Linked DNA regions of Homo sapiens: region 2 is linked to region 1. A link is an interaction called in ENCODE POLR2A ChIA-PET data of the cell type or tissue named here. Cell type or tissue: Caco-2. All regions are shown on one strand. Each heading gives the region's core, and the rest is flanking DNA. Links, peaks and the distances in the headings are about the cores only. Region 1 overlaps POLA1 (DNA polymerase alpha 1, catalytic subunit). Region 2 has its middle 21 kb from the start of POLA1.

Region 1 (5,383 bases), core at 176-5,175:
GACTTTATGTTTCACTTTCTTTTCATTATGTCTCACTACCTTCTCAAAAAAAAAAAAAAAAAAAAAAAAAAAAAAAAAAAAAAAAAAAAAAAAAAAAAAAACCTCATACCACATAAATGTTCTAGAAGTCAACAATCAAACACTTATACATTACAGGTATTTTCCCCATTGAAGAAACACATTTTAAAAATAGCCACAAGTACCCAGAAAGGTCTACTAGACACAAGGTACAATGATTACAAGATGACCATTCATAAGTTCACTTTGAAGTGACAAGTGTAATATTAAAGCTGCCCATTCTGACAGAAAATCATTTTGTAAGTGCTAACGGCTAGAAAACAGGGCTATAAAGGCTTGCTAAATTCATTAATAAGGCAGTCTGCAGTTATCTGATTTCACAGCAACACCTGCATATTTATCTACTCATTACCAATTGGATGATGGAATTTTTTCAAGCACATTTCAAAAATCTGCCAACTTCAAGTATAAAAAAATAAACTTTGTGGTTAATTTTTCCCTTAACAAAGTACAGCTGTTGAGAATAATTGTTCAAGATCTTACCCTGTAATGTCAACTGCAGCAGAACAAAGAGTATTTAATTAGCAAATCTATCCAGTAATTCAACACCTATTATATAAAATGCCTTCGTGATTTTATTCAGGATAATTTGCTAAGAGGGTTATTACTGACATTCAGATGGAATTTAAAATTCCTACGCAAGTCGAGTCATAATAGCAGTAATGATCTCCCCAATCAGGAGACTCGGTGTCACACAAGGCTCTCTTGCAATGCAGCAGCCGATTTCCTGACTTCTTAATTCCTGGGCTCAGCTCAGTGAGAGCCCTTCACGCCGATATTTCAGTCAGCAATACATCTTTAATGGGACTCTATTAAAATAACTAGAACAAAAATGACTTTTTTTTGGTTAAAAAGAATGACAGCACTGCCATCATATCAATCATTGCAGGCTTTGCAGAACAGTGCCGTTAGGGGAAAAGAGGAGGGGGAAACAGGAAAGGGGTGGAGGTGGGGAGAGCAATAATTAAAATAATACGAAAAGGAATTTTAACCCCAGTCTGAGCTTCTGAAAGCTGGAAAAGGGTAGTGGGAACTAGAAAGGAAATTTAGATGTGTATCAAAAATTGTTTTCTAAAGAAAATAATGTGTTCATGAATATACCCACGATATGGTTTACTAAGCAGAAAGATGTTTTTTGTGTGTGCCAAGGTTAACAACAGCAACAACCTAAGACCAACTACTACTAAGATGTGTATTTGTAGGTTCTCCTAATAAGTTCAGGATAACACCTGAGTCTTTGTATCTTGTTAAAATAGAATACTGTTGTATCACAATGCATCCAAAGGTTATGAAATGTTTTTAGATGCTATTACAGACTAAAAGAGTATTTATTAATACTAAACAATAGAGAGAAAACACCAGCTTTCCACAGCTTAAAAAAAAAGTTTCAAGGTCCTATTCCGAAAACATGTCTACTATAGTATTACTTATTAACAAGAAACCCACTTTGGTGTATGATGCAGATATTAAACACAAAGAAAATCCTACAAGTTAAGAAAATGTTGAGTAAGGTGAAATTCTAAACAAATAATGCAAAAAGAGAATGACAACTGAAATCTCAATGGCTTTAGGATTCTTCCATTACCGATGATATAAAATTAGAAATAAACTGGAAATTAAACAATACATTAGCATAACAGGGGTAGTAAAATATAAATGGTTTTGAAGGCTAGGAAAGAGAAAGGCAGGTGAAATATTAATATAAATATTATGATATTTGATAATCCAACCATTACCTAAGCATTCCACATTCCAAATTTCAGCAACTGCCAAGCAGGACTCAGTGCTACTCAGTTCTCTCACTTGATGAACATTTATTTCCTCCTTATTCTATTAGATTGTCTTTTTCCTATTCTCTGTTATTCTTAGATTTGTGTCTTCCTCTAAAAATGTTCAAGAAATATGGGCTATGGATTTAATAAGCATGGTACTTTCTGTCTTCACTACTTAACACTTCTGTGATACTGGGCTACTTACTGCCTTTAAACCTTAGTTTTATTTTCTCTAATATTGGGGTGATATTACCACCTTGTTCCCTGAGCTAGGTAAGAATAAAAAGAACCACAGGCTTAAAAAGTGCTTTGCAAAGATAAAATGTTATACAAATATTCGTGCTTTTTTTTTTTTTTTTTTTTTTTTTTTTTTTAAGTCTAGGGTCTGAAATCAGAGCACTTGTTTAATCTGCCAATTACCAGCTAAGTGATTTGGGACCAAGTTGGTTTCCTTTTCTAGGTCTCAATATCCTCATTTATAAAATGAAGAGGTTGAGATTCCTCACAGGTCTAAAAATCTAGAATCCAACTTTGACATGTAGAAATGTCTCTTCATTATATTTGGTTGGTTTGTATTTCAATCACATTTACTTCTTCAGTATTAGGAAAAGGAAGTACTAGTGTACCTAACAAGGATAATTAGCGTTGTGAGGATATATTTCCATATTCTAGGTTGCTTTTGAGGGCTATGTGGTTGTAAAATAACTAGAAACACGTAAGTTCTCACAAGTTGTCTGGATACATCTTTATGCACTTAATGTGAGTGGGTACATTTAAAATACATAATAACATCCAACACCTGTTGAGATCTCTTTTCCACACTTCGGGGGTATATATACACATCTACATATATATCAAGATTTCTCAACTTCAGTACTATTAACATTTTAGGCTGAATAATTATTTATTATAAGGAGCTATCCTGTGTCTATTGCAGGATGTTTAGCAGCATCCCTAGCCCCTACCCACTAGATTTCATCAGTAGTATGAGTACACACATATGCCGTGTGCTCTCCTTCTCTCCAGCTGTGACAACCAAAATTGTGTCCAGATATTGTCAAGCACTTCCTAGGAAGAGCAAAACTGCACCGGTTGAGAATCAGTGATACACACTGATGACAGCGTTTTCTCTATCCAGGCACACATTCAACTGTTGGTCCCATAAGCATTCATTCTAAATCCCACCCATCTCCTCCAAACCCTTAACCAGCTCCAAACATGATAACTGGCCCCTCCAGAAACCTTCAACCAGAACCAAGGACTGGTTTCCTTTCTATCTTTTATTTTATTATTGTTATTTTTTTTTGAGATGGAGTCTTGCTCTGTCGCCCAGGCTGGGAGTGCAGTGGCACGATCTCGGCTCACTGCAAACTCTACCTTCCAGGTTCAAGCAATTCTCCTGCCTCAGCCTCCCGAGTAGCTGGTATTACAGGCAGGCGCCACCACGCCCAGCTAATTTTTGTATTTTTAATAGAGACGGGGTTTCACCATGTTGGCCAGGTTGGCCTGGAACTCCCGACCTCAGGTGAGCCACCTTCCTCGGCTTCCCAAAGTGCTGGGATTACAGGCATGAGCCACCACGCCTGGCCCCAAATGGTTTCCTTTCTAATCCAATGAGCCCACATATGCTACACTAACTATACTGCATCTTTCCAATGTGGCACCTTTTCTGCATTCCCATGTCCTTCCTTCAGACACCCATCACTCTCTTGGCCTACTTGTCTCTAGCATCACTACCTCCCAAGCCAATCTTCACACTTTGCCAGTGTTCTTTCTATAATAAAATGTACTTCTTGAAATAAAATTCAAACCCCTGAGCCTGTCCTTGAGACTCATCTAGTTGAGGCCTATCTCATCTTCTAACACTTCCTACATGCACCTTCAAACCAGCCCTCTCAAAATATTTTAGGTTCATTAAACAGGCTATGCTTTTCTTCTTGCTTCTGTGTTTTTACATGCTCTTTCCCCAAGTGGTTAAAAATGTGAGTTGAGAAGTTAGGCTGTGTGATGGTTAATTTTATGTGTCAACTTGGCTAAGTCACGGTACCCAGATATTTGGTCAAACACCAGTCTAGATGTCACTGTAAAGGTATTTTTTTAAAATGAGATTAACATTTAAATCAGTTGACTTTGAGTACAGCAGTATATCCACCACAGTGTGAGCGGGCCCCATCAAATCAGTTGATGGCCCTAAAAGGAAAAGACTGAGGTCTCTCAAGGGAGAACGAATTCTGCTGCAGACTGCTTTCGAACTGTAGCTGAAACATCAACTATTCCCTGGGCTGCCGGCCTGCCCTACAGATTTCAGACTTGACAGCCTCCACAATAAATGTCACACACACACACACACACACACACACACACACACACACACACACACCCACCCACCTCTCCTAGTGGCTCTGTTTCTCTGGAAAACCCTAATATAGGCTACCTGGGTTCAAAGCCTAATAGCACTGCTAATAAGCTGTGCGATGACCTCAGGCAAACAATATAACCTCTCTAACCTTCCAATTCCTCAACTGTAAAATGGAGATAGCAACTGAAGCTTCCTAATAGGGCTACTGTGAGCATTAAATTTAACGATGTATGTACTTTGTTTTGTATGGTCTCTGGGACATAAGAGCTCAATAAATGTTAGGGGTTATTATTACCTAACATCTACTTATTTCACAAGGAACTTAATACTGTCAGAAAAGCCTTCTCGAGACTCCCCAACCGAATGATATTAATGAATATCCTAGTCCTATGTATCCCCCAAAGTACTCTGTGCATACCACAACACACCACTCTCTTACAAAAGGTAAGATTAAGAGACCATAAGCAAATTATAGGCAGAGATCATATCATGGGCATTAAACCTAACGAAATGCCTGGCACAAAGTAATAATTCAATAAATATTTATTTTTTAGGCTCTAGTAAAAGGAGGAAAACTCCTAGTGGTCCAGCTTAAGAAGAGCAAACCATTATCGATCAGTAAGTGCATCTCCACAACAACAGGACCCTAAAGTTGGTTACAAAAAGCAGCAATTAAGCCCACACACAGTACACATTTAAATGCTGGCTTTTTCCATGCAAGAAATGAAGAGTGAATCAGTTTTGATCCCACCTTCAAACACAATGCATGTTATATAAACAAATATTCACTCAAGAGAAAAGAATTTCTATTCCAATGACAAAGGCCCATTAATTATAAACTTGACTATAAGTGTACCTCTCCCATACAACTATAGTTTCCAGATAAACTGATTTTGTTTTAAATCCTTAATTTACAACCTAGACCTTCTGGTAGCTCATGTATGAAGAATATAAAACACTGAATAAACAACAATTTCTGAAAGGCTTCTCCTCCCAAAAAGACAAATTTAATACGATTTATGAGTATCTCTCCATTATTGCCCTACAGTTTGACAGGGCTATTATTTTGATCCCAAAACTTAAAATACTACAAACTATGCCTTTGAATGTGTGAAAGGAAAAGTGAATTTCTTCCCTGTCTTATAACGTGTCTTATAATTTCTTGTCCCCAGCA
Region 2 (5,383 bases), core at 299-5,298, 130 kb after region 1:
TGTGGCTTACCTTTGATGGCCAATCCCAGTCTCTTTTGGGGAATCATCTATGCAAGATAAGAATAAGGATGAGGGCTGGGAGCGGTGGCTCATGCCTGTAATCCCAGCACTTTGGGAGGCCAAGGAGGGTGGATCATCTGAGTTTGGGAGTTTGAGACCATCCTGACCAACATGGTGAAACCCTGTCTCTACTAAAAACACAAAATTAGCCAGGTGTGGTGGCGCATGCCTGTAATCTCAGCTACTAGGGAGGCTGAGGCAGGAGAATCACTTGAACCTGGGAGGCAGAGGTTGTGGTGAGCCGAGATCGCACCATTGCACTCCAGCCTGGGCAACGAGATCGAAACTCTGCCTCAAAAAAAAAAAAAAAAAAAAAAAAAAAAAAGAATGAGGATGAGGATGAGGACAGCCAGGCTCGGTGGCTCACGCCTGTAATCCCAGCACTTTGGGAGGTGAGGCAGGTGGATAACCTGAGGTCAGTAGTTCTAGACCAGCCTGGCCAACATGGTGAAGCTCCATCTCTACTAAAAATACAAAAATTAGCTGGGCATTGTGGTGCACGCCTGTAATCCCAGCTACTCAGGAGGCTGAGGCAGGAAAATCACTTGAACTTGGGAGGTGGAGGTTGCAGTGAGCCAGATCATGACATTGCACTCCAGCCTGGGTGACAGAGTGAAACTTCATCTCCAAACAAACAAACAAACAGAATGAGGATGAGGGGAAGCCACAAGAGGGAAGAAGAAAGAAGAGCTAACTGTTTGGATCTGAAGAAAGGCTTTGCAGGGTGAGGGCTATCAGCAACTGTAGGGAGAGATCTGATACAAATATAACATCTATTTCCTTGGGGTCCTCAGATACTTTTCGATCCAACTTCCATGGAGTTTTCTCCCTGCGGCCCTCTAACCTCTCTCCATGCTGAGGATGCTCTCCTAACAGTGCTTGTGTTGTTTGGAAACAGTAAGTGTTATTAATCTGAATTCAGTCACAGAAGCAGAACCACGATGAGCTGTGGAGGAAGCGATTTATCATAGGAATTAGTCCTGGCCCCATTGTGAGAGGGATGGGGGATTGAAGGTCCAGGAGGAAATTGGAAGATGGGAGGAGCCACCCACCATCAGTCTGAGAAGCCCAGCACATCCAACTGTGCAAGTGGAAGGGGAAGCCGGTTGGGGAGACCTATGGGAAGCTGTTCCTACCTCTATGGGCCTGCAGCCAAGTGTCCAGTGGTGGCCCTGGGGCTCCTGTTGGTCAACAGGATCAGCACTCACAAAGAAGATCTGGACACAGAGTGAGGGAGAGTGAGGACAAGCGGGATCCGATTTCACGTCTACCTCTGTTTGTTACCATACCTAACCACAACAACCGTTGCAAAATAACCGCTCCTACTTCACTTCCACCTCCCATATCTTATGCAAATTCTTCTTTTGGTCAACTCTAACCCAAAGCCTTCAGGGAAGGGAATCCTGGGAAATGTGATTCCAACTTAGCAAGTCAGAACACTACACACTACCACACTAGGAAACAGTGTGGCCACCGGCAGAGCTCCCCCAGCAGTTGGCAGGGTACCCAGATGCAGAAGGTATAGGATGAATGAATGGTGGGGAGGGGTGAGGGAGTCTGAAAAGCATCCTTCAACCAATCAGAGCACGTTTTACTGTCCTGGAGCTTAAAATAGAGGAGAAAGCATTCTAAGAGTTTTCCTGCTAGGATGGGACAAAGGATATCTTTACTTGGCAAAGGTGAGTTTAGGTGGACCAGCTGCCTTCCCTCTAAACTGAGGTAACAGTCTGCAGCCAAGGTTTCCATAGCCCTTTGGTGCAGCCAGATTTAAAAAGAATGTTGTTCTTAGAAAGCCTGAAGCACATGCATATTTAAAGAGTTCTTTTAACACAGAGTTATCTGAGAGAAAATTACCTTAACACAAATTCCGAAGACTCCACATAGTTAAGATGCACAAATTCATTATCAATGGTGCTGAGAATAGCTCCTTGGAAGGGATAAAATGTTTATTAGAATCAATTAAAGTATGTTTGAGAGATTTATTTTTTCCATCTTTATTCTCCTATTTAAAGAAAGTGCTGAGTTGTATATTAACACTTCAAGGTCTCGGTCACTGTTTGTCTTGAAAAAAAGAGAGAAAATGTTTGTCATTCCAGGAGCATAATCAGTTGAGCCAGTGCACAATGACATAGTTAATTCACCAACGGAATTTGTTGCCATAGCTTCAGCGAGGGACGGGGTAGATTAAACAATAGCCTTTTTCACGACTGCAGCTTTCACCACAACCCGCCTGTCCCCGCACAACAGGCCATCATAGCGCTAGTTCAGAGCACAGCAATTGTCAATGAACAACAGCCCAGAGGGGACAAGAGGAGGCTTGTGGTAAGTAAAGCAAGAGTGCCTAGCAACTCAAATCTCTCCTTATTCAACAACTGGGACACTCCGAGCTCCTCCGAGCTTATCTTTGAGCGCTGGGCACAGAGAGCCTGCTTGACCTTTGGTCAAGTGAGCAACAAAAATTTCATCCTGTGACTCAAAAGAACTCCAAAGGGTAGAGGCCTCTAGAGAAGATAAAAAGATCAGGAGCAGGCATGGTAGGCCATCAGGAGTGCATCATGGAAGAGGACAATCGCGCTCCCCAATTGTGGCGCAAGGTAATGTGAATACTTTCTTATTGATTTTTGCCTTATTGAATATCAAAGTCAGTTCAAAAAGTAAAGTCCTATGTATCTGCAAGTGTAATGAATCTGTGCTAATTAATAGTCACACTAAAAATGGAAACATTATCTTCTCCGTCTTAAGTTGATTTAAAAAAAGACAAAGAAAAACAAATTGTGACTAATATTTCTTTATCCCCTTGCAGAGTATGTCAGCTCCCTGGATAGACTTAGATGACAAGAACAAATTTGCTTACTAAAAAAAAGGTCAGATCAATATGCTATGGGAGCCTGAGGGTATTGCAGAAATGTTTTAACAAAATGTTCTTTATCCTATGAAATGAGAAATTCTCCTAGTAGAAACGTCACAAAATCCTGATTAGAATACCCATTCCTTTTATTCTGAGATGGAGTTACGCTCTTGCTGCCCAGGCTGGAGTGCAATGGCACGATCTCGGCTCACTGCAACCTCTGCCTCCCGGGTTCAAGCGATTCTCCTGCCTCAGCCTCCCAAGTAGCTGGGACTACAGGCGTGCACCACCATGCCCAGCTAATTTCTGTGCTTTTAATAGAGACAAGGTTTCACCATGTTGGCCAGGCTGGTCTCGAAATCCTGACCTCAAGTGAAGACAATCCATTTCTGAATTCAATGTTATGCAACTGTCACTTAAGTGAGACCACTGTATATGGTCTTTTCTCTTGGGCAGAGGGTGCCCGGAGAATGTATTTCAAGGGGAACCTTGTTAAACTGAATGAGTTCTAGATGGAGAAAGTTTAGGCAGTGGGACAAAGTGTTAAGAAGGACCCCAGATGATGTGAAGAAGAGATTGAGGGCCAGAGGCAGCTTCCCAACAACGAGGCAGAGGGAATTTCTCTGCTTAACGGTGAAGCTGGTTTCACTCCACTACCCTGAGAATGGACACAGGCCCTGGTCTTTCCTGTACCAGCATCCCTTCAAAACCTTCTCATGCCCCTTGGAATGGATATGGGTGGCTGGTTTAAGCACCATATTACTCAGAAAGTAGTCTAGGTTCATATCCAGCAGACACTTGAGCTACATGACTGATTGATCATTTCGCCCAGTTGGTCCCTTCCCCAGTCACCTCCATGTTATCTTAAATTTGGAGAAATTTGTACTGTATATTGAAGACTCATGAGTTTTACTAGCCAATTGTATTGAGTTAATGGGGGAATCAGGAGGCATTGATTGATTGATTGATTGATTCATTCATTCATTCATTCATTCATGCCTCATTTCAAAATTAGATTTGAAGTAGTATCAAAATAACTAGATGTAGGCCAGCCACAGTGGCTCACACCTGTAATCTCAGCACTTTGGGAGACCTAGGCAGGCGAATCACTTGAGGTAAGGAGTTCTAAACCAGACTGGCCAACATGGTGAAACCCCCTCGCGACTAAAAATACAAAAAAATTAGCCAGGCATGGTGGTGGGCACCTGTAATCCCAGCTACTTGGGAGGCTGAGGCAGGAGAATTGCTTGAACCCAGGAGGTGGAGGTTACAGTGAGCCAAGATCATGCCACTGCACTCCAGACTGGGTAACAGAGTGAGACTCTGTTGCCAAAAAAAACAACTAGATTCAGTTCTGGACTGGTGCAGATATGGAAAGTTGAGATGATTCTTCTATGTTCCAGTCATGTAGAATTAAATCTGTGCAAATATCACTCCGTATTCTGATACCTTTTGCAAATTGAAAATAGACAAAGGCCTCTAATTTCATGGTCTCCCAAATGTATCACTTATCATTATTATAATAGTTGACATTATAGGGTGACATGTCCCGGGCTAAGTACTTTCCATGGCTTATTTTATGTAATTGTATTCAACAAAAGGACTCAAGCTCCTGACCATTTGCCTATGCTGCTAATTTGTGCCTTGATTTCTCTATTAAATTGAATAGGCTTATTTAACCTCCTTGAGCAATTAAAATGGATTACATTATTAATGGTAACAATAATAAAGAATGATTTTATTAACATTTTTCTCATGCTTTTCGGTTCTCAGTGTACTTTTCTCACACAGGCAGGCTCAACTTCTGTAAATTAAACTTTCTGACTACCAGCCCTTTGTGTACCATAGATTGATACCCCCACCCAAGCTGACACACGACCATTTCTGGTTACTGCTGGTGGAGTTACTTAACAGCCAATAGTTACAAGCATTGCTGCTAAATATTGAATCTGAAAGGTGAAAATAATCATGAACTTAATAATCTTTTATAGCTCTCAGGAAATGGAAACTACCTTTAAATAAGAGAGTTGAGTATTTATTTTCCACATGTTTAATTTTGGTACTTGGTTGGTACTTATTTGGAAATAAGAGAATGCCCAGACATTACCTCAATTCCTCTTACTTCAAATACTGTGATGTAGATATTATTTATATTCCCATTTCCTTCCTTCCTTCCTTCCTTCCTTCCTTCCTTCCTTCCTTTCTTTCTTTCTTTCTTTCTTTCTTTCTTTCTTTCTTTCTTTCTTTCTTTCTTTCTTTCTTTCTTTTTTTTTGAGACAAGGTCTTACTCTGTTGCCCAGGCTCGAGTGCAGTGGTGGAATCATAGCTGACTGTAACCTCAAACTATTAGGCTCAAGTGATCCTCCTGCCTCAGCCCCCCAAGGAGCTAGGACTGCAGGCATGCACCACCACATCTGGCTAATTTTTAAATATTTTGTAGAGATGGGGGTTTTGCTGTGTTTCTCAGGCTGGTCT

Evidence for each region. Peaks named below come from ENCODE experiments on the same cell type or tissue, not always from the same donor. Only the 100,000 strongest peaks of a DNase experiment are listed, where the experiment ranks them.
Region 2: POLR2A ChIA-PET joins it to region 1 with 10 read pairs; 2 of 35 experiments call an interaction of 5 or more read pairs at or near these places.

Annotation. Positions count from the first base shown.
Region 1 is chrX:24,800,772-24,806,154 of GRCh38, reverse strand. The region is part of intron 26 of POLA1 (DNA polymerase alpha 1, catalytic subunit); the gene reads right to left. Among named protein-coding and RNA genes, the nearest start is that of POLA1, 110 kb to the right of the region's middle. In Caco-2, for the core only: no CTCF peak of the experiment used is centred there; no DNase peak of the experiment used is centred there.
Region 2 is chrX:24,669,841-24,675,223 of GRCh38, reverse strand. It overlaps a transcript of PCYT1B not described here. Among named protein-coding and RNA genes, the nearest start is that of POLA1, 21 kb to the left of the region's middle. In Caco-2, for the core only: no CTCF peak of the experiment used is centred there; a DNase peak (open chromatin) is centred at 2,393; H3K4me3 peaks cover 620 bases.